Regions from separate parts of the Homo sapiens genome. Here all the other regions are linked to region 4. A link is a loop called in an ENCODE intact Hi-C map of the cell type or tissue named here. Cell type or tissue: mammary epithelial cell. All regions are shown on one strand. Links, peaks and the distances in the headings refer to the core of each region. The heading gives the core; the rest is flanking DNA.

Region 1 (5,913 bases), core at 501-5,500, 110 kb before region 4:
AGAAACATTATTGCTTCTAACTCTGTTTTTTATATACAGAATTTTTGCATATTTATTTGGGTAAAATTCTTGGTTGAAGAATGAGAGCTCTCTCTCTGCTTTCATCATCATTAATTTATTAATAATTTTTATAAAGCAAAAGAATAAAATATTTGAAATAGCAAAAGACTAGCATTTGTTGGAGAGCAGAGATTTTATTGAAAAAAATGAGAGTAGTTCATTGATTTTATTCCTTTAATTTATTAATATTATTCTTAAATAACATTACATAGTAATTCAGATATTACTCACATGTCTCAGCCCTTAACTAATGAGGTACTTTGCTTGAATTGCTTCAAAACCTGTGCAGAACTGCAGTTTATTCTCTTTTGTTTAAGGAGGGCAGAAAAACAAAAGGTTTTATCCACAGGCATGGTCTGTGAACATGACTCTGTCCATACTCCCCTAGTAAGATGATTTGGTTTGCTCTTTCATACCAGAGAAGATTGACAATACTAAGCTTATTTATTTATAACATTTCCTTCTTTAATGGGGACACTTATTTTCAGATAGAAATGCCATAAACTAGTAAGTAGCAAGATAAAAATATATAATGGCTTGAAGCACTGCCTGCTATTGATCCTTCTCTCTTATGTAAGATAAAACTTATATTTTGAGGGCTGGGTGCAATGGCTTACACCTGTAATCCCAGTGCTTTGGGAGGCTGAACTGGGAGTATCGCCAGAGGTCAGGAGTTGGAGACCAGCCCAAACAACATAGCAAGACCCCACATCTCTACAACTAAATTTAAAAAAAAAAAATAGCTGGGTGTAGTGGCCTGCACCTGTGGTCATGCTACTCAGGATGCCGAGGCAGGAGGATTGCTTGACCCCAGGAATTCAAGGCTGCAATGAGTTATGATCACACTACTGTACCCCAGCCTGGGTGACAGAGTGAGACCCTGTATTTTATTTATTTATTTATTTTTTCAACTTTTAAGTATGAGGTACATGTGTAGGATGTGCAGGTTTGTTACATAGGTAAACGTGTGCCATGGTGGTTTGCTACACAGATCAATCCATCACCTAGGTATTAAGCCCAGCACCCATTAGCTATTCTTCCTGTTGTTTTCCCTCCTCCCGCCTCCCGCCTCCCACCTTCCAACAGGCCCCAGTGTGTGTTGTTCCCTACAGTGTTTCCATGTGTTCTCATTGTTCGGCTCCCAGTTATAAGCGAGAACATGTGGTGTTTGGTTTTCTGTTCTTGCATTAGTTTGCTGAGGATAATAGCTTCCAGCTCCATCCATGTCTCTGCCATCCTGTCTCTTAAAAAAAAAAAAAAAAAAGATGTTGAGAAAGCAATGCTCCAAACACTGTTTTTCTACTGACAGTTTATCAAGGTTGTAACTACTTTTCTGTACAAACAAATAATTAATCCATGGCAAATGGTAAAAATTACTCCCAACCTGTGAGGTAGGAATGGAGTAGATTCACCTAACAGAATGTTCCAATGAACTCTTGAGCTTTAGTACTATCTGGCTTGTCTGGAGGCTTTACTATGTTGTGAAACAAGTTACTTCACATCAGGTTCCATGGCTCTCTAGCTCCTTGGTACATTTTAGAGATAAAGCCATATGTAATGTTTCCTCAGTGTAGCAAGTTAGGAAAACTCAGTTTGTTTGAGTAATGTATTATGAAATATATACTAACGTGTTATATTTATTATTGATAAGTAGAAGATTGACTGAATGACATACTTATTAATATTTTATCTTAAAATATTGAAAATATCAACTGAATTTTCATTTAGACTCAAAATTGTGTGGCAATGTTATTTTCTTCTAATGCTGCAATCCCCTAAATTTTATGGCTTCATCTCATAGCTACACACAGGAAACATGTAGATTTGCCAAAACACAGACAAAATAATTCTTTTTAATTTTAACAGATATCATTGTTCATGCAATTTGGATCACAATAAGAATATAGCATTGCCAAATAAAATATCGTTACCTGACATTTGAATGTCTCTTGAATATTCAGCAATAGTTCTTCATATTAGTGGACATTTTCTGATATGGAAAACCACCAAACAATTTGGAGTTACTCCATTTTGCTGTTGTTCCCTTTTCAGTAAATACAAGAAAGGTGAAGCAAGTCAGTTTTGAGAGGCATTCACAGATTATCTAGTATTAATAGTATAAATTTGTCCATGTTTTCTATATGACTGTATCTAATTTAAAAGTCATAGATTCACATAGGAAATTAAAAGAATGCTGGTAGATAGGCTCCATTATATCTTTTCAATGTAGAAGATTTGTTTGTTGATATTGGCCATTGATAGATAAAGAATAATTACCCTCTTAATGCTCTTGATGGGTCTATCACTGGATTTAAAGTAAAGTTCAAAAGATCTTCATTAAAATGATTTCCCAAACTTAGCTTAAACTTTGATTTTGACTCAAATCCATTCTGTTGGTGCCCCACAGACCCTGATTTGTTTTTGAATAGTGGCATCTCTTAAAATCTCATCATTGTTTTAAAAACAATTCCTTTGTAGGAATGGAAGGAGGCTTTAGGTTAGGCTCCTTTTACTTGGCACAAACAAACTGCTCTAATCACAGATTAAATGTTTTAGTGTGTTGGAGGCTAGTAGATTTGGAGGAGGCACCCATTTTAGTGAAATGTTTACCCTATTTCATATATGCACACAGCAGAAAACATGAAACTCCCAGTATTTAAAAGGGTAAAAGCCACAGTCTACCTTGGCTGAACCTTTGAAATCTAAAGATGGATTAATGCAAATGAGAAGTCCTGTCTGGCATTCAAGAAGTGGAAATGGGGCCGTTCAATCTGAATGGAAGAAAAGAAGCAAAAAAAAGTTACATTTTGTTGTGTTTTATATTTAGGTTGATTTGACATCTGGCTCTAATTTGCTTTCCAAGCTGAATTTCTTTCACTCACTTCATATCGATCCAAAATCGCCATTTATTAAATCTTGCATTTTTAAAGCAATCACATAAGTTAGAAGATAAAATGCTATTGTAAATATCTGCACACTAGAGGGCACTAAAATATCCTAAGATGAAATGCACCTAATATTTAACCTTAGATGACTTTCGAGGAAATAATTATCATAATTTTAAAATCCTTTAAAAACCACAGGAATAATAATAGGATTGAACATCATTGTAAATATTAGCTTTGAAAAAATCAGTGTACCATTATTTTTTAAATGAAAATTACATTGGATTTCCCTAGTAAGGAACGCATCACTGAACATCAGTGTCTCAGGATATTTTATAGGAAACTCTCAAACACTTTCCTGTGTCTAAACTTCTCTTTCCTGAAGTTATAGTTACCAAACTGATTTTAACTGGTTTTCCATTTGATCCATAATAGTAACTTTTCTAACCTTCTTGGTATAATCACATCAATGTTTATAATGTCATTAAATGGTCATTGATCTACCATTACTAGTTCTGAGAGGCATTAGCTATCTATCGGATAGAAGGTTAAGGTTCAGAGCCACCATATTCAAGTTTTTATTTTATAGATTGGAAAGGTACTTAAAAGCATAAGGATTTTTCAAATAGCCAATAACATATTTTCAACAGTTTTTCCTCATCTTTTTTGTGTGTTTTTTCTTTATCCATTGTTCTTTTTCTTCTCAGTACTTATTCATTCTTAAACAGCTTCTCAGAAGAAACAGACTTTTTTTCCCCTTTACCTTCTAGTTTTGTGCATCAACTACCAATAAGAAAAGGCAACTAGAACATTGTGTGCTACAGAATAGGAACTATTTCAAATCTGTCTTGATTAAGGAACAATGTTCTTTGAAGTATGCATATGAAAGTGTTAAAGGAGGAGAACTTAATAATAAATGAAAAATCAGCAATCAGAAAGATGACAAAAATGATAGAAAAACAAAGACGTGAAAGCATTAATTTTATATTTATAGGTTTGAGGTAAAAATGTTTGGTTTTGAAAATTGTGAGTAGAAATAATTTCTTTTATCTGGAAAATAATGTTCAGGAAGTTTGGCTTGAAACATGCTCACAATAGTTCACACATTCAAAAATGCATCTGTATTAGTCCATTCTCACACTGCTATAAAGAACTGCCCGAGACTGGTAATTTATAAAGGAAGGAATTTTAATTGACTCATAGTTTTGCATGGCTGGGGAGGCCTCAGGAAACTTAAATCATGGTGGAAGTGGAAGCAAACACGTCCTTCATGTGGCGCAGGAGAGAGAAGTGCCAAGAGAAGAGGAAAAATCCCCTTATAAAACCATCAGATATCATGATAACTCATTCACTATCATGAAAACAGAATGAGGGTAACCACCTTCATGATTCAATTACCTCCCATTGGGTCTCTCCCATGACACGTGGGGATTATGGAAACTAGAATTCAACATGAGATTTGGGTGGGAACACACCCAAACCATATCAGCATCCATTGTTTTTAGTTACACAGAAAACAAACCTGTGAATACACCAGTTGATATAAACTATTATGTGCCATGAAAAAGCTTTTTCTATGTATTGCCATATCCATCGAATACATTCTAGTAGGTCATTAACACCACATAAAATAATCATGTTATACTAGTCTGTTCTCACACTGCTAATTAAGACATACCTGAGATTGGGTAATTAATAAACAAAGATGTTTAATGGACTCACAGTTCCACATGCCTGGGGAGACCTCAGAATCATGATGGAAGGTGAAGGAGGAGCAAAGTCACATCTTACATGGCAGCAGGCAAGAGATCGTGTGCAGGGGACCTGCCCTTTATAAAACCATCAGATCTCTTGAGACTTATTCACTATCATGAGAATAACATTGGAAATACCTGTCCCCATAATTAAATGACATGTGGGTCATTCCCACTGGGTCCCTCCCAAGACATGTGGCAATTGTGGGAGCTACAATTCAAGATGAGATTTGGGTGGGGACACAGCCAAACCATATCACATGTCTAGTTCTAAAAGGCTATGGTAGGTAGCATTATAAAGATACTAAGTATTAATAAACATTACAAAAGTAACTTATAACCCCTATTTTCTATGCTTAGTTATATTGTTAAACATCATAAGCAGCATACCATGGTGTTTTTCACACTTTGTATTCTGGAGCCAATCTGTCTGGGTTGGAATATTGGCTCTGCCTTTTACTGGTGGCATAAGCTTCAGCAAGTTGATTAGCATCCATATGGACAAATTCCTCACCTGTAAAATGGTAATAATAGTAGGAGTGGTTTTTTGAGAATGAAATAAAATTATTCTTAGAAAGAGTTTAGATCAGTACTTAAACAGTAGTACGTAAGTGTTTATTTAATATTTAAGGAGTAAATTAATCTGAATTAATGAAATTGAGTTATTTTCTATATTTAGAAAAATGGCAATTTATATGTTAAAAATATATATATATCCTTAGACTAAATCTTGTTTTCCTAATTAGATGGCAGTTAATGGAAGTAAACGTAGCAAAGTAAGATCCTAACTACCACATAGATTTTCTTATCTACTTGATTTTTAAATGCATTCCAAAAGCACTGAAAAACACCTTATTCTTTAATCACTGGTAATTTTCTGTCTTTACATTTAGTTTACACTCTGGACTTAAATATTTAATCATTTGACTACAGATCATACAAATATAAATTTCAGCCCATCTTCCAGAATCTAACAATAATTCTGAAATCTTCCATTCCTCATATAGCTCATTGTTGGCCTCTCTTGCATATGGCACTTAACACAGGTTGCCTTGAGTTAAATTTATTTGCATATATATATACATATTGAGTTAAAATTATTTGTACATATATATATACACACACACATACATACACAGAGAGAGAGAGCCTTCAGTAAGTCATAATCTTTTTGCAGGAGGAAAGTCTTACCTCAAAGATGGTAGCCCCTGCCT
Region 2 (5,913 bases), core at 476-5,475, 2.0 Mb after region 4:
AACTGGACCTTAAAGTGTCAGCCAGAAAGATGAGACAAGGAGAAAAGACTGCACCAGGGCCTGGCAGGGGGATAGTAGTAAAGATAGTCAGGTTTGTGGGTAACTTGAAGAGGCAGAGAAGATAAGTCAGGTAAGGATATGTGTGTGGCATTACCTGGGTAGGATGAGGCTTCTACAGAAACCCGAAAGCAGGCCACTAAGTCAATACTTGGACCTAGAACGGGAATTAGAAGTTGCACAGTCTATCCAAAGTCCCTTAATTTTATTTGCAGAGTAAAGGGGAACAGATAAATAAAATATGAAATAATTCAATAGTGTGTCAAAAGACATAGTATTAACCAGTTTTGTAGCTTTGAATAACTGTTTGGGTGTACTTTTCTTCCTTACAAAGTGAAAATAGAAATATAAAATTTTATAAAATGAAAAGTTTGCACAAACTGATTCCTTATGTTCAGCTCTCATCTTCTAAGAATCTGACACGCAAAATCCTAGTTGTATTTAATTTGCCCATGTTTCTGAATGGAAGAGGGGATGAATATCACTCTAGGGGGTGATAATTGGCAACGTCCAGAGACATTTTTGTTTGCCACAACTGGGGCAATGTTACTGGAATCTAGTGGGTACAAGTCAGGGTTGCTACTGAATATAAACAGGCAAGACTCCCACAACAGATAATTATCTAGCCCAAACATCAATAGTGCTGAGGTTGTGAAACTCTGCTACAGGTAAGAATTTCTTTACATCCAATTCGTGTTTACTGATCAGTTCTGCAGATCCTTTAGTAGAAAATATTGGGGAAAGCATTTCATTAGAGAGAATAGGCATAATTCAGAGACTTCTGAAGGAGTAAATCTTAACCTTGAAAATATCCAGTAATGAGGTAAGAGTGTTATGATCATGTTTATCATACAATAGCTATGGAAAAACTGTTGTCTCCTTACTTCTCTAATGAAGGCCTATTCAGCAATGGGAGTACATTCTGGAAGGCAGGAGAGATGGATTCCAGTGTGTTTGATTTTCTTCTGTCATTAGCCAGTTGTAATTGGGGTAGTAACTTAGTCACTGAGATTTGGTAGTTAGGAATACAGGAATCTACTTTTCCTTCTATCAAAGTTGCTGTGAAAATCAAGTGAAAGGACATCTGAAAGTGGTTTGAAAAGTTAAAAGTGCTATAAAGATATAAAAATTAATTCATGCTTATGTTTCACAATATTTACAACATTTTATCTAGCTTAACCTTGCTACGTATTAAAATGAACTCAACAAAGTTTGCATTCCAGTATGAGAAAGTATAGCATTATATTTTATGTAGAAAATGAAACCAAGTAAATTTCTGCTCACTAAGAGTTGAGAGTCTTGTTTGGTACATGTATCAGTTATCTATGACCACAATAAGCCTGCATAATAAACAATTGCAAAACCCTAAGTGTCATACAACATTAAGCATTTATTGTTCACATGTCTAGAATCAGCTGGGGTTTAGCCAGGCAGCTCCATCTTGGCTTAGATCACTCATCTATCTGGAGGATGGCTGGCTGTCAACTAACCGAGGATGCCTTGGCTGAGGCAACTGGCTTTGCTTTGTATGTCTTTCATCCTTCTGTGGACTAGACATAAGCATGTTCTTATGTTGAAAGTAGAGGGCAAGCTTCTGCTTACATCTTATCTGCTAATATTCCTTTGATCAAAGCAAGTCACCTGGCTGAGACCAGAGTAAAAGGCTGGGGGAACACTGCTATATGCATAGGGAGTGGACACTGAGTTACATGGCAAAGAATGTGGATATAAGGAATGATTAAGGTTTTGGCCACTGGTGCAATATACTTTAGGAAATAGTCACTAGATTATAAGGTGTCACACCCAGACCTGATGGAGGGGATAGGTATCACCCAGATTTTCTGGACTTTTAGTTGGATCAAGTTACTAAATATAACTCTGAGTTGACTTCTTTGTAGAGATAATACATGTGTAAGAAAAAGGATGTGCACAAATGTTCAGTTGTCAGAGGGAGGACAGTGGTAAAGAAAGCAACTGAGTATCAATATTTGTGCTTTCTTTTCTCTCTCAATCCATGCGGGGTCATCTAACTAGCTTTCTGCAATGGAATATAAGCAGAAGTAAGTGTGTTATTTCCAGTTTAAGAATTAGATGTTCATTCTCTTTTGTTTCTTTCCCTTTCTGCTGGGTGGAGGCAAAGTACTTCAATGGCCTAGGAGATGGCAGAGCCACAAAACGGATAAAGACCAGGGTCCCTGAATCTCCGTATAAAGGAGAGTCATCCACCAACCATTAATAACAGCAAGGAATAGTGCATGAGTTTGAAATAAACAGTTGTGCTAATCCACTCTAATGTTTAGATGTATTTGTTAACGTAGCATTATCCTAATGCAACATAATTTTATCAATAACACTGTTATCAATTTAAAACAAAAAACCCTAAAAATTACACATGATCTTTCTTAGAAATCTAGTAAAGCTTCCCCCTCAAACCTGAGTATTCAAATTCCTAACACATTCTTACCAAGATTCTCACCACATCTCACTAATTATCCATCCATGCAAACATTTCTAGTGATGGTAAGCTCACCATCTGAACTTCTGAAATAACCATTTCTATTTTTAAAAACATTTTGTTTATTGGAAAAGCCTTCCGTTGTTTGAATCACCTATCACTACCCATTTGCACATTCTAAATTATCAAGCATACGTTTATTCCCTCTTCTAAAGGGAAGATATTTTCTTATGTCAAGATATACATAGATTCTCCCTCCAAACTATAAAAAAGAAGTCTTTTCTTCTCAGTTTAATTATGACTTAAAGAAAATAAGTTAAACTTTAAACTTCTTTTGGGAAACCAAGTAGCAGTAATTATATACTAAAGCTTCAATGTGCTCTTTTCAGTTGTGATAACCACAGGCCACTTTAACACTATGACAGGTTAATTTTCACTGTGCAGTAGATACAACTAATAAATTAAGAAAAATTAAAACACAGAATGAAAGTCACAGAATATGTGAGGTCAAAACCAAAAATTTGAGATGCTTAGGGGTTCCAAACACATACTAGTAGAAAGAGACCACAATGCCATTTTACAAATGTATACATTTTATTATGTTCAGATTTGATAACATTTTGAGGTTTCTTTCCAATGTTTTGACATGAAGAATAATTTGTATTAACTAAGTCAACTAGAAGAATTTTTATGTAATTTCTAAGAAATTCTGTTTTTTGAAGTTCTGTAACACCAACATCTTGGATCCATTATTTTTATTTATTCTTTTTTCCTCTCACTTGAATATTGGTTCAATTATGCAAAGCTTTCAAGAGGAAAGCTTCATATTGAAAACTTCTGACCTCTGTGCATTTTTACTAACCAAACATTCATAATTTTTTTTCCTCTCCCTGACTTGCTACAATGTGGTAGGTGGCGACCTCTACTGGTTGTCAGATAATGTAGCCAAAGCCGCATTGACAATTTCAGCAAATAACCTCTTCTCTAAGATGCGTAGGAGAAAATAACCAGAATGCATTGAAAATTAAATGTTTAAGAAAAATAACAAACTCTTGCTGGTTTTAACGCGGTTTGAAGGTCTACATTTAATAATTTCTTTAGTTCAAGAAATGTGTTTTGGTTTTTACCCTCATCTGTATTTATTTTTTGAGAATAAAATCATGGTTGCTATAGAGTCATCAGAACACGTATTTCAGATTTCAAAAGCAATGCCTGAAGTTGCAGTTATGCAAAGTAAATGAATTCTAGAGACCTTCGGTATATCATAGTGCCTATAGTTAACAATATGGTATTGTGTACTTAAAAATCTAAGAGGGTACATCTCATAGTAAGTATTCATTTCACAGTAAAATAAAAATAAACAATGTTTGGTAGGATTTTACTTATAATCAAAAGAAACACAAACCTGTTGTAAAAACATTCAAATACTCCAGAAGTGATATCAGTTAAAAAAAAAAGTGATTTTCTCCATCAGCACTTCCCCTAGTCTAACTTTACAGGATTCAGATTAATTTAACATGGGCAAAATTATTTTGATGTGTGTTTTACCTGTTTTAGGTCTTAGGCTAAATTCAGATGGATGGAATTTAAGCACGCATTAAGTTTCAGAGTAACAGGGTAAGGAGTAAAAAAATTAAAGACACCTCCTTCCATGCCCTTAAGGAATTGAATGCTGGAGAAGATTGCCTGATAGTTTTGCCAGAGGGAAGACTTAACTAATTCTTTCTCCTAAAAATGTCAGAGTATTAATATTAATTTTCAAAAGGATAGGAAAAAGAACAAAGTGTACTTGAATGTAAGTATCCTAAATCTAGGTTTTCCAAGTTCAGTAGAGGGAAAAAACTAAATTTTTAGCCTTTCATTTTCAGTGGAAAGCTGCTCAACCAGCAAAAATAAAACTAAGTTCTTTTTTCATAACAGACCAATCTCTTTTTAAAATATCAAAATCGCTGAATAAAAGGATTCTTAAGTGTCTGCTCAATGACCATTTATTATTAGACATTTAACTCAAGACGAAGCCAACAAAACAAGGAATCTTAGTAGTTTCATGGAGTTCATGGTTTGGTTTAACCTGTAAAAAAAAAATCTGATACTTAAGAGGTTTTTCATTCAGAATGAAAAAAAGGAAAGCTGGAATTAAGAGTGATCTCCACTTGTAAATTAGAAGTCTTGCTAACGTTTCAAAACATGTTAATATTTACGATACGAACTACTCAAAGCTTGGTAAAATCCTAGCTATGCCGGGTCCTTGAATGTAGTAAGAAAAAAATGAAATTTTATTCCAAAGAATTTATTAAATGGGTACAAAATAAAACACCATTTTCCAACAAATGCAAATATTCACTGAAAGATTTAATCATTTTGTCCTAAATTACAGGTATTTGCTGTTTAGTTAGACATTGGAAGCTTTTGAGTTAGATTTTAATGGCTGCTTAGGGTAGAGAACTAGCTCATGTTAACAAAGTGAATCAGGCTAGAGGTTTTCGGTTGTGGTTCTGCAGACCAGCGCTGGTTTGCCACAATATTTTCACTGGTCCACAGTGAAATTAGAACACTATGATAAATGAAGATAATTTTTCATGAAGCTAAGTACATTAAATTTAAAGACCTGCACTTTGAACTTCAAACTTTTGTACTGTCAATCATCTTTATGAAAAGAAAAATAGAGTAATATTAAAATTGATTTAAAAAATTAAAATTAAAACTGATCTTATTCAGCAAAAGAAAAACTTGACAATGTTTTCAGTCCCATCTCTCATACTTTTGAAATTTTACTTATTTTTAAAATCCTAAAGCCCATAGCCACTGCATTTCAGTCTTCCTCTCTTCTTTCAAAACAAAGATCTTACTCTAATATGTAAGGGATGAATCTTCTGATCTGAGCTTACTCAGGTTGTAAGTACAGTTGGCACAGTACTTAGAAAATTCCTCATTTAACCTGAGGAAAACTGCAAAAAGAACATGTGACTTACCATAATTCCAAAATAGTTATAGAACTGCATTTTGTGGAAAGGATTTTTTTTTTCCTTATAGTTTTTGAGAAACCCTGTGAAATCCACGTGTATATCAGTGGGATTTATCTTTCAGAATTGGGAAGATATGTTTTGTCAGTCATAAATGAACTGTAATCCCCATAGATTCAGGTTTAATTCAAAAACATTCTCTCTAGAGCTGCTAAATTTGGCAACTCACATTCTCCCCTCCATATGCTATCCTTAGAGAATTCTACATATATTGTCCATAATGGTTTCTACTTAGGATGTCTGGAAAAGTAGATATTATGGTCACAGAAGGGCCATTAAAGGGAATTTGAAAACAGATCCATTAAGTTGAAGTATTCAATTGTCAGAGTCTTCAACTTGGATGGACTATGCTAATTGATATTCAAGGAATAACTCCAT
Region 3 (5,913 bases), core at 484-5,483, 350 kb before region 4:
CTCACTCTCTTGCCATGGGGGCTCTTAAAAAAAAAAGTATACATCTAAGGTGTACAACATGCTGTTTTGATGTATATAAATATAGTGAAAGCAAATAAAGTATATATCTAAGGTGTACAATATGCTGTTTTGATATACATAAACATAGTTGCAGTGATTAACTTGTCCATCATCTCCCATAGTTACATTTTCTGGTGGCAAGTGCACCTAAAATGTATTCTTTTAGCAATTTTTTCAATATTCAATGCAATATTATTAACTATTATTTTCATGTTTTACATGAGACCTCTAGAGTTATTCATTCTATGTAACTTTGAATCTTTTGACCTACTTCTCCCCATTTTCACCTTCTTCCCGCTCCTGGTAATCAACTGTTCTACTCTCTGTTTCCATATACTTGATTTTTTTTTTTTTTTTTTTTTTACATTTCTACATATAAGTGAGGTCATGCTATATTTCTTTCTCTGTCTGGCTTACTTCACTTAGCATAATGTCCTCCAAGTTTATCCATGCTTTCACAAATGGTATAATATTCCATTGTGTATATATGTCACAATTTCTTTATTCATTCTTCCATTGCTTGACACTTAAATTGTTTCCATATCTTGGCTATTATGAATAATGCTGCAATGCACGTGGGAGCACAGATCTTTCTATGAAGTGCTGATTTCATTTCCTTTTGATATAATCTACAGTCGGGTACCTGCCTTGCACTAGGAATTATTTCTCCATCCTTCTATTCACTGAGTAATATGAACAATGCAGGAATCTTATTTTTGAATTGAAATAGAATTTAAAACCCTTATTATGGTTTCACTTGGCAGATAAGGAAATCTGGCCAAAGAAGTTAAAGAAAAATGAACAAAGTTCTCTTCTTTTTGCTTCCTTCATGCAGTCAGTTCTTCAGCTGTACACTTATTTATTGATTTATTCACTCAGGTTCTATTAACTAAAATTCTAACTTATTCTAAGTACTTTATACAAGACACCATTATAATTAGAGTATAAATGCTATTCATTTTTTTTTCCATTTTCTCTTCTTTGCCAGTGAGACCTGCTACCTGCCTTTCCCCAGGAAATGTAAGAGTTAATCAACAAATGGTGGTTTGAAATAGCCTTCTCTATACTGTAAAATTTGAGGCTTTCAAATTTGTATTACTTTCCACTACTTCTATAAACCCTGGCCTAAAGTTGCACCTCCAAGTGATGTAGCCAAGATTTGTCTGTCTTCAAACAGAAAGGAGACTAGGGACTGTGACGGGAGGGATAATAAAGTGGAATAAAAGGATGAGGGGGTGGAGCAAGATGGTGGAATAGAAGCCTACACCTTTTATCTTCCTTGCAGGAACACCAAATTTTAACAACTGCATATACACAGAAAAGCACGATCACAAGAACAAGAAAATCAGGTGAACATTCACAATACTGGTTTTAACTTCATATTGCTGAAAGAGGCATTGAAGAGGGTAGGGGACATTCTTGAATTGCTGAAGCCACCTCTTTCCCATTTCCTAACAGAGGGCCTGCTGTGCAGCCTGTGCACTTGGGGAAGGGAAAGCACAGTGACTAAGGGACTTTTACATATAACTCAGTGCTGCCCTGCCACAGAGGAGAGAAAAGCTGTGCTAGGCTGAGTCAGCACCTGTGCACAGAGAGAGCATTTAGACCAAACATATCCGGAAAGAAATCGCCCATCCCAGCAGTCAAAACTTGGGTGTCCCAGCAAGCCTCACCAACATGGGCCAAAGTGCTCTGGGGTCCTAGGTAAACTTGAAAGGCAGTCTAGGACACAAGGACTGCAATTCCTAGGCAATTCCTACTGCTGGGCTGGGACTAGGGTGGACTAGGGTGGCACATGACCTAGGGAAACACCAGCCTGGGTGGTTAAGGGAGTAGTGCTTGTGCCACCACTCCCCCAACCCCAGGCAGTGTGACTTGCAGCAACAAAAATGACTCCTTCCTTTTGCTTGAGGAGAGATCAAACAGTAAGAAGGACTGTATCTTGCATCTTGGATACCAGCTCAGCCACAGTAGGATAGGGCACAGAGTAGAGCTGTGAGGTCCCCATTCCAGACCCTAGCTCCTGGGGGTGACATTTCTAGACACATCCTGGGCCAAAAGGGAGCCTTCTGCCCTGAAGGAAAAGACCCAGTTCTGGCAGGACTTACCACATGCTGACTAAAGAGCCCTTGTGCCTTGAATAACCAGTAGTGATACCCAGGTAGTATGCCATGGGCCTTGGGCTCTGAGATGTACTGGCTTCATATGTGACCCAGCACACTCCCAGCTCTAGTGACAATAGTAAAACACTCCTTCTGTTTAAGGAAATCAGGGAGAAAATAAAGATGACTTTGTCTTGCACCTTAGGTACCAGCTCCGCCACAATGGGCTAGGGCAACAAGCAGGGTCTTGGGGTCTCTGAGCCAAGGACTAGGCTCTTGGACAGCATTTCTGGACCAGCTTTTGGCCAGACGGGAGCCCACTTTTCTGAAGGGTGAGTAAGAGTCCTTGGTCTTTAAGTGAACATCAGTGGTGGTCTGGCAGAGCACCTTATGGGCTGGTGGTAGTGGCCACAGAGAGAGGCTCCTCTGACTGAGGAAAGAGGAGGGAAGAGTGGAGAGAATTTTGTCTTGTGGTTTGAATGCCAGCTTTGCTGCAGAAGAGTAGAACATTGGGTAAATTTTTAAGATTTTTGACTCCAATCCCTGCCTCCCAGACAGCATCTCTGGACCTGTCTGGGACCTGGGAGAACCCAACACCTGAAAAGAAGGACACAAACCTGGTTGGCTTTGCTACCTACCTATTATGGAGCTGTAGGGCCTTGAGTGAACACAGTTGGTAGCCAGGTGGTGGTTACAGAAGGCAATGGGTGAGACATAGTGTTGTGCTGGCTTCAGGTCAAACCCAGCATAGTTCCAGTGGTGGTGACCACAGGGGTACTTGCAATGCCACATTCCCAGTTCCAGGTGGCTCAGTACAAAGAGAGACTCCATTTATTTGACAGAAATTAAGGGAAGAGAACAAGTGTCTCTCCCTGGTAATCCAGAAAATGCTCCCAGATCTTATTCAAGTCACCAAGGGAGTATCTCTATGAATCTCAAAAAAACAAACAAAACAAACAAACACACAAACAAACAAAAAACAGCATTATTGGGCTTCAGGCACAAGTCCTTTTGAATATCTGGAAAGCCTTCTCAAGAAGGACAGGCACAAACAAGCCCAGACTGCAAAGAGTACAATAAATACCTGACTCATCAATGCCCAGAAGCATTGACCATCCACAAGCATCAAGATGATTCAGAAACACATGAGCTCGCTAAATGAACTAAAAGGCACCAGGGACCAGTCCTGGAGAAAAAGAGATATGTGATCATTCATACAGATAATTTTAAATTGTTGTTTTGGGGAAACTCAAAGAAATTGAAGATAACACAAAGAAAAAATTCTGAATTCTATCAGATAAATTTAACAGAGATTGAAATAATTAAAAAGAAGCAGAAATTCTGGAGTTGAAAAGTGCAATTAACATACAGAAAATGCATCAATCTCTTAATAGCAGAACTGATCAAGCAGAAGAAAGAATTAGTGAACTTGAAGACAGGCTATTTGATATACAGTCAGAGGAGACATAAGAAAATAAGAAGAATCAAGCATGTCAATAAGATATAGAAAATAGCCTAAAAGGGCAAATATAAGAGTTATTGCCCTTAAAGAGGAGATAGAGAAAGAGACAGGGATAGAAATTCATTCAAAGGGATAATAATAGAGAACTTCCTAAACCTAGAAATATCAGTTTTCAAATGCAACAAGGTTATAGGACACGAAGCAGATTTAAGCCAAAGAAAACTATTTTGATGCATGTAATAATCAAACTCCCAAAGATCAAGGATAAAGAAAGGCTCCTAAAAGCAGCAGGAGAAAGGAAATAAATAACATATAATGGAATGCCAGTATGTCTGGCAGCAGGCTTTTCAATGGAAAGATTACAGGCCAAAATAGAGTGGCATACCATATTTAAAGTGCTGGAGCCAAAAATAAAATTAGAAAAAAAAAAAAAAAAAAAAAACCTTTACCCTAGTATGGTATATCTGGCAAATATATTCTTCAAGCCTGAAGGAAAAATAAAGGCTTTCCCAAGCAAACAAAAGCTGAGAGATTTCATTCATACCCGACCTCTTCTACAAAAAATGCTAAAGGGAGTTCTTCAATTTGGAAGAAAATAGTGTTAATAAGCAAGAAGATACAAAACTCACGGGTAATAGTAAGCTCATAGAAAAGCATAGAATATTATAACATTGTAATTGGGGTGTGTAAAATACTCATCTTAAGTAGAAAGACTAAATGATGAAATATTAAAAATGAGTACAACAGCTTTTCAGACATAGTACAATAAGATATGAAGAGAAATAAAAACAGTTTTTAAAGTAGGAGATTAAGTTACAGTATAGAGTTTTTATAAGGTTTCTTCTGGGATATTTGTTCATTTATACAATTAGTGTTAAGTTGTCATCATTTTAAAATAATATATTATAAGATAATATTTGCAAGCTTCATGGTGACCTCAAATTGAAAAACATACAATGGATATACAAAAAGCAAAAAAATTAAATCATACCACCAGAGAAAACAATATTCACTAAGAGGAAGACAGGAAGAAAAGAAAAAAGAGAAGACAATGAAACAACTGGAAAAAATTTAGCAAAATGGCAAGAGGAAGTCCTTGCTTGTCAATAATAACATTGATTATAAATGAACTAAATATTCCAATCAAAAGACATAGAGTGGCTGAATGGATGAAAAAACAAGAACAAATAATCTGTCACCTACAAGAAACACACTTCACTTATAAAAATACATGTAGACTGAAAATAAAAGGTGGAAAAAGATATTCCAAATCATTGGAAACAAACAAAAAAAAGAGCAAGAGTAGCTATACTTTTGTCAGACAAAATAGATTTCAATATAAAAACTACAAGAAAATACAAAGAAGGTCATTATTTAATGATAAAGGGGTAAATTCAGTCAGAAGATATAACAATTATAAATACATATGCGACCAACATTGAAGAACCAAGATATATAAAGCAAATATTATTGGATCTAAAGAGAGATAGAAACTCTAATAAAATAATAGCCAGAGACTTCAAGACCCCATTTTTAGCATTGAACAGATCTCCCAGACAGAAAATCAACAAAAAAAATCAGAATTAATCTGCACTACAGACCAAATATAAACCTTATAGATATTTACAGAAAATTTCATGCATCAGCTTCAGAATACACATTCTTCTCCTCAGCACATGAATCATTCTAAAAGATAGATCATACATTAGGTCACAAAACAAGTCTGAAAACATTCAAGAAAATGAAATAATACCAAGCATCGTATCTGGCTACAAGGGAATAATACTAGAGATCAATAACAAAAGAAATTTTGGAAACTATACAAACACATTGAAAGTAAATTATATGGTCCTGAATGACCAGTGAGTCGATGAAGAAATTCAGAAGAAAATTTAAGATTTCTGGAAACAAATGATAATTGAAACACAACATACCAAAACTCATGGGATACAGTGAAAACAATACTAAGAGGAACATGTATAGCTATAAGTGCCTACATCAAAAAAGGAGAATAACTTCAAATAAACAATCTAGTGATGCATCTTAAGTAATTAGAAAAGGAAGAGCAAGCCAAAACTAAAATTAGTGGTAGAAAAACATAATAATAAAGATAAGAGCAGAAGTAAATGCATTTGAAATGAAGAAAATACAAAATATCAACAAAACAAAAAGTTGGCTTTTTGAAAAGATAAACAAAATTGACAAACCTTTAGCCAGACTAACAAAGAAAAAAGGGAGAAGACCCAAATAAATAAAATCAGAGATGAAAAACGTAACCATTACAATTGA
Region 4 (5,000 bases), core at 1-5,000:
TGTTGTTGTTGTTATTTTAAAAGTTGTTGTCCTAAAAAAGGTAATATGAAAGATATGTGAGGGAAATTATTTTGTTTAAGATATTTGAGTTATTTTTATGGCTTCAGATAATAGAAATAATAAATAACTTCATATGTTGGTAGTCAATTATTCATTTTAAAGGTTTTAAATAACCACTAAAAACCCAAGATGTAATTTGTAAGTTTTATCAATAGAAAAAAATTAAGGAGAAAGGAGAGAAATTTTAAAATTCAATTAGAGGCAACAGAGGATAATAGAACCTAAATCTCTTCACAGTATGTATAAAGTTATAGACTTGCAGTGGGCACAAACTCCGAAATTGAATGTTAAACAATATCCAGCTATACTTAGTATAAAAGGTATAAATGAAATATTATTATATGACCATTAAAAAAATAAAAAGTTTTACCAGACCCTTAGTCTCCCAAAGATAGCTAGAAAATGAGAATAATCGCACATACTTGAAGTAAACAGAAAATAATAGGATTAATAAAGATCCCTATAATAATGATAAAAGGAATATTCACCAAGAAAAGTAAACATGCTTGACTTGTATGTGTCTAATACACCCTCATATATATAATATGTATATACATATGAAGGTCTATTAGGAAAGGGTATAGTAAGAAAATGGGATATGATGTTTGATACAGTAGATAATTCTCACATTTGATAATTTGTATAAAATGAAAACTTTCCTTGGACATATATAATGATAAAATCTGAATCATAATTTGAAAGTAGTTATAGATATATGACTCTAAGATAAATTAAATTAGTAATTGCAAATCTATGCAGAAAATAAAATTAAGACAAAGAACTAGACCCATATGATTTACCATATATTCATAGCATAATAATTGGAAAGCACTTCAAGAAGACTATTATATGAACATAACATTTTCTACAAAGAAATTGAAAATAATCTGAAAAGCGCAACTATACTAACAAGAAAGTTCACATAGTACGTACCTATACATATTACTTCAAGTGTACTACTTCTCCAATGGCAATTAAGAGTTCAAAACTATAATTTAAGGATATACAACTTATGGTGGCAAGAGAAACTGTAAAGTAATTGAGAATAAACATTTCAAAAGATACAAAATATTCAATGAAGAAACATTAAACTCTAATGAATAATAGTCAAAATAAGAAATAAATATAAAATGGAGATATATCTGATTTGTAAATGGTAAGACTTAATATAGCAAAGATGTTTATTTCTTCAATATAACTTACAATTAAATCAAATTCTTTAATGTTTTCAATTTTATAGATTCTTATAAATATTATAAACTTATAATACATAATTTGATAAATTAAGCCAAATATTCATATAGAGAAGCAAAAAGCCCAAAATAGAAAATTTGAAATAGGAGAAAGAAGAGGGATAGAATATTAAGACATATTATAAAATTACAGTTACCATAAAATTATTATTAAAAGTAGACAAAATAAAATAATATGTAACTTTTGTAGGACTCAATTTCAGAGTTAAAAGTAGACAAAATAAAATGATATGTAACTTGTAGGACTCAATTTCAGAGTTAGAAGAATTTATGTGTATGCATGTGTGAAAAATGTACTATTAAATAATATTGCTGGGAAAATAGCTAGCCACATAAGAGTAATAAACTTGGATTTATACTTCCCACCATAACTAAAAGTATAGTCTGATATTTTAAATATTATTAGTCTTCTAGGGCTACTCCAACAAAGTGTCACAAACTGGGTGGTAAAAAACAGAAATTTATTATTTCACAGTTCTGGAGGCTAGAAGTCCAAATTCAAGATGTCGGCAGGCTCATGCTCCTTTGAAGACTCTGGGTAGAATACTACCTTCCTGTTTGTGGCTTCTAATAACCATTAATCCTTGGCACCCCTTGGCAGAAAGGCACCTCACAGCAATCTATGCCTCTTTCATCATATGGCATTATACTTATATTGGTCTCTGTCTCTGTGACCAAATTTCCTTCCTCTTATAAGGATACCAGTAATATGGGATTAAGGCTCTACACTACTCTAGTATGACCTGATTTTAACTTAACTAATTAGACCTACAGGAGACTTATTTCTAAATTAGATCAGATTCTTAAGGAGTAGGGATTAGAACTTCAACACATATTTTTGAATACACAATTCAACCTCTAACAGTCTGTTAGAGCAGGTAGCTAGACATGAGCAGGGCAGGAAAGACAGTGCCTGGGAATGCTGGGCATTTATCAAGTCACAGTCAGACGATTATAAATTGTCCCTCTGAAATAATGAGCAGGAAAAAGGGAGGTACCCCAGGGAGGGACTCCTTTCTCTTTTTTCCTTGGTATCTCATTGAGTGAAAGACAGGTGGGCATAAAACTATCCCTCTGAGATAATAACTGGCCATGACTGGTACTGGGAATGACAGGAGTGTTGCAACAGACAGAAAACCTGGAGTTAGTAAGCCATAATTCCTGATAAGGTTTCAAGCATGCCCAGTAAAAGGGTAGAAGATGGCAGAATTTGACCAGTATATGATATGACCTTCCTCTGGGTGTACTTGACCAGTAAGGGTGAATTGCCACTAACAAGTATGTACAGGGCCTGAGTAAACACACTGCACATGTGGCCCCTGACAAGTGCTGGCAGGCCACCTTATATGCAACAGTTAAGCAACAGCCCGCCCAGGGGAAGAAAGGGAGGAGATAGAGAGCCTGGGAAACATTATGGGGTATAAAATCTCTAGAGTCTAAACAAAAAAGAGAACAGGGAAGTCAATTTTTCAAGTCATCCACTTGGCCTTCTTCCCAGAGTATCCTACTTTCTCTAATAAATTCTCACTTTGCTTAAAAGAAATTCTCTCTCCTTCTTTAAACCTTGCCTGTGTCTCTCATTTGAATTCTCTGCGTTGAGAAGTCAAACTACCAAGTTTGCTGCAGAGTTGCCACTCTGGAGTTTCTTCGGACAGCTCACCAGCTGGTAATGTACTTCGGTGCCATGACTCAGATCCATCATCTAGTGGTAAGGCCCTGCAATGCCTCACGTTCTTCCACTAGAGGCATTCAAACCCTTGTATGTGGTTTCTTCTCCTTTCTCTTTTTTCCTTTTTGTCTCCTACCTTTTGCTTTCCCTTCCTCTCCCCTTTTTCTTCTTCCTGCCTGTTTCTTTCTTTTCCTTTTTCACTTCCCTTTGCCTTTCTCCTACCTACAAACTGTTCCCCAGAAGCACTCCCCTTGGCCACAGTGATTCTGTTCCCTCTGGTTTCTCAGGTCATCCTGATGGGTGACTCACAGAGGTGGGAGGAGTTTAGGGTCCTAAACTACTATGCCCCTCCCAACAGGGAGTGTGCAAGGGTGGTGGAGCTAAGCCTGCACTGTGAAATTTCTGGGGAACTTCCCTGCTTCTCCTTCAGCTAAAGTCAGCTCTTTCCCTAAACCTGCACCTGCACCATCTATTTTCCTGCTCTTTTCTCTGTACTCTGAAATGGCCTTGCACACTGGCAGGAATATTGGCCTCAAGGGCAAATCATCCTCCTATCTGCTCTCACTGTGTGCTTGCAAGTTCTTTTCCTGCTTGAAACATACACTCTCTGTTTGTCATTTGTGTGCTGGCAGCCCTTGTTGTGTCTGCCTGGCAACCAAGAGGCGGAAACCTTTATTGGTGTCCCCGGAGATCTGCACTTGATTTTACTCCCCCAGTCCAGATGATCTCCAGCCCATCTCCTGCCTCTTGGCTCACTGTCAAAACGAGCACTGGTGGGAGCCCTGGTTTTGTCAACTCCTGGTTGCTTACTATTCACTCTTTATCCCCATCATGTTCCAGGACTTAGTTTTCTGCTGGTTCTTAAAGAGCTTTATCAACTTTCACAGAACCTCCATTTGTGGTCCACTAAGGACATTCCCTACCTCAATACTGGGGCTAGTTTTTTTTGGGGGGGAATAAGCATTTTTTTTTCTGTGCCTGATGAGAGCTCTTATTCCAAACTCTCTGGTTCTCCAGGGCTTTCTCCTTTATGTCAAGAATGCTGACAAGCACTCTCTCTAGGGACCAGAAGCTGGTGTTTCTGTGAAAGCACAAGAGCTTTCCATGAGCATCCCCAATGCTTCCTTCCCTATCTGCCTATTACAGAGGGATTGCCCTGCTTATTTTAAACACTTCTTTTGCACATTGCCTATCAAGGGTAACATTTTCTTATTTTCTTCTGACGTTCTCCAACTCATTCTCAACATCAACAAAGATTGCCAAGGCAAGGCTATTCAGAGAAAAAGGGAGCCCAGCCTCATTACGGCTCTTGGCTGGAAACAGGGTCCTCATCTGCCTGAAAGGACCTGGGGAATGGGAACACAAAAGGATGGGAAATTATTTCATTGCTAGGATTCTCCGGACAAGGGTCAATGCAAGGTCCTAGAGTCAAGCATATAGGCCTACCTGAGGCCAAAAACACAGGAAACCAAATTATCCATAGGACAGAGATGAAGGCTGGTGCGAGGCTACAGGCACAGAACAGATTACCATTAGAACAGAGGTAAAGGTAAGGTTCAGGGTACCCGGTGATACCAGTTCATTCTGGAACCCCAGGGATGATTAGAGGGCCTTTGTTCATTCCCATATGCCCTCTGTTCTCAAGTGGATAATCGTGCCTCCTTAAAACAAGATGGAACGAAAATTAAGGGTACCCGGTGAGACTGGCTCATTCTGAAATCCCAGGGGTGAAAGACAAATGCCCTATTCAAGGATAATAGGGAAATAAAAGGGGGTGCCTTTTTTCCCCTTCTCTCCTCTGTTCTTTCTTTACAAATGGGTAATTGCATCTCCATACCACAGAACATGCCTCTCAGATATATCCTCAAGAACTGGAAAAAGTTTGACCCTCAAACTCTAAAGAAAAAAAGGCTAATATTTTTCTGTAACATAGCATGGGTTCGATACAAGCTCTGGGGCCAGAAATCTTGGCTGTAAAAGGAAGCATAAATTTTAATATGATGTATCAATTGGAATTG

What was found. A loop is a pair of places that touch in the nucleus more often than their neighbours do. Peaks named below come from ENCODE experiments on the same cell type or tissue, not always from the same donor. Only the 100,000 strongest peaks of a DNase experiment are listed, where the experiment ranks them.
Region 1: it touches region 4 in a loop (2.4-fold over the local background); 4 of 110 quality-filtered maps call a loop at or near these places.
Region 2: it touches region 4 in a loop (6-fold over the local background); 22 of 110 quality-filtered maps call a loop at or near these places.
Region 3: it touches region 4 in a loop (4-fold over the local background); 9 of 110 quality-filtered maps call a loop at or near these places.

The regions. Positions count from the first base shown.
Region 1 is chr12:84,616,388-84,622,300 of GRCh38, reverse strand. No RefSeq gene overlaps it. Among named protein-coding and RNA genes, the nearest start is that of SLC6A15, 290 kb to the left of the region's middle. In mammary epithelial cell, for the core only: a CTCF peak has its summit at 3,042 (motif pointing right); no DNase peak of the experiment used is centred there; H3K27me3 peaks cover 181 bases.
Region 2 is chr12:82,524,895-82,530,807 of GRCh38, reverse strand. No RefSeq gene overlaps it. Among named protein-coding and RNA genes, the nearest start is that of TMTC2, 160 kb to the left of the region's middle. In mammary epithelial cell, for the core only: a CTCF peak has its summit at 3,443 (motif pointing left); no DNase peak of the experiment used is centred there; H3K27me3 peaks cover 255 bases.
Region 3 is chr12:84,853,695-84,859,607 of GRCh38, reverse strand. It overlaps SLC6A15 (solute carrier family 6 member 15), which reads left to right. Exons shown (of 12, transcript NM_182767.6): 12 at 1-117. Among named protein-coding and RNA genes, the nearest start is that of SLC6A15, 56 kb to the left of the region's middle. In mammary epithelial cell, for the core only: no CTCF peak of the experiment used is centred there; DNase peaks (open chromatin) are centred at 2,937 and 3,247; H3K27ac peaks cover 1,178 bases.
Region 4 is chr12:84,506,777-84,511,776 of GRCh38, reverse strand. It overlaps LOC105369875 (a long non-coding RNA gene), which reads left to right and starts at 2,871. Exons shown (of 3, transcript XR_945151.2): 1 at 2,871-3,021. In mammary epithelial cell, for the core only: a CTCF peak has its summit at 3,053; DNase peaks (open chromatin) are centred at 2,646, 2,986 and 3,296; H3K27ac peaks cover 2,074 bases.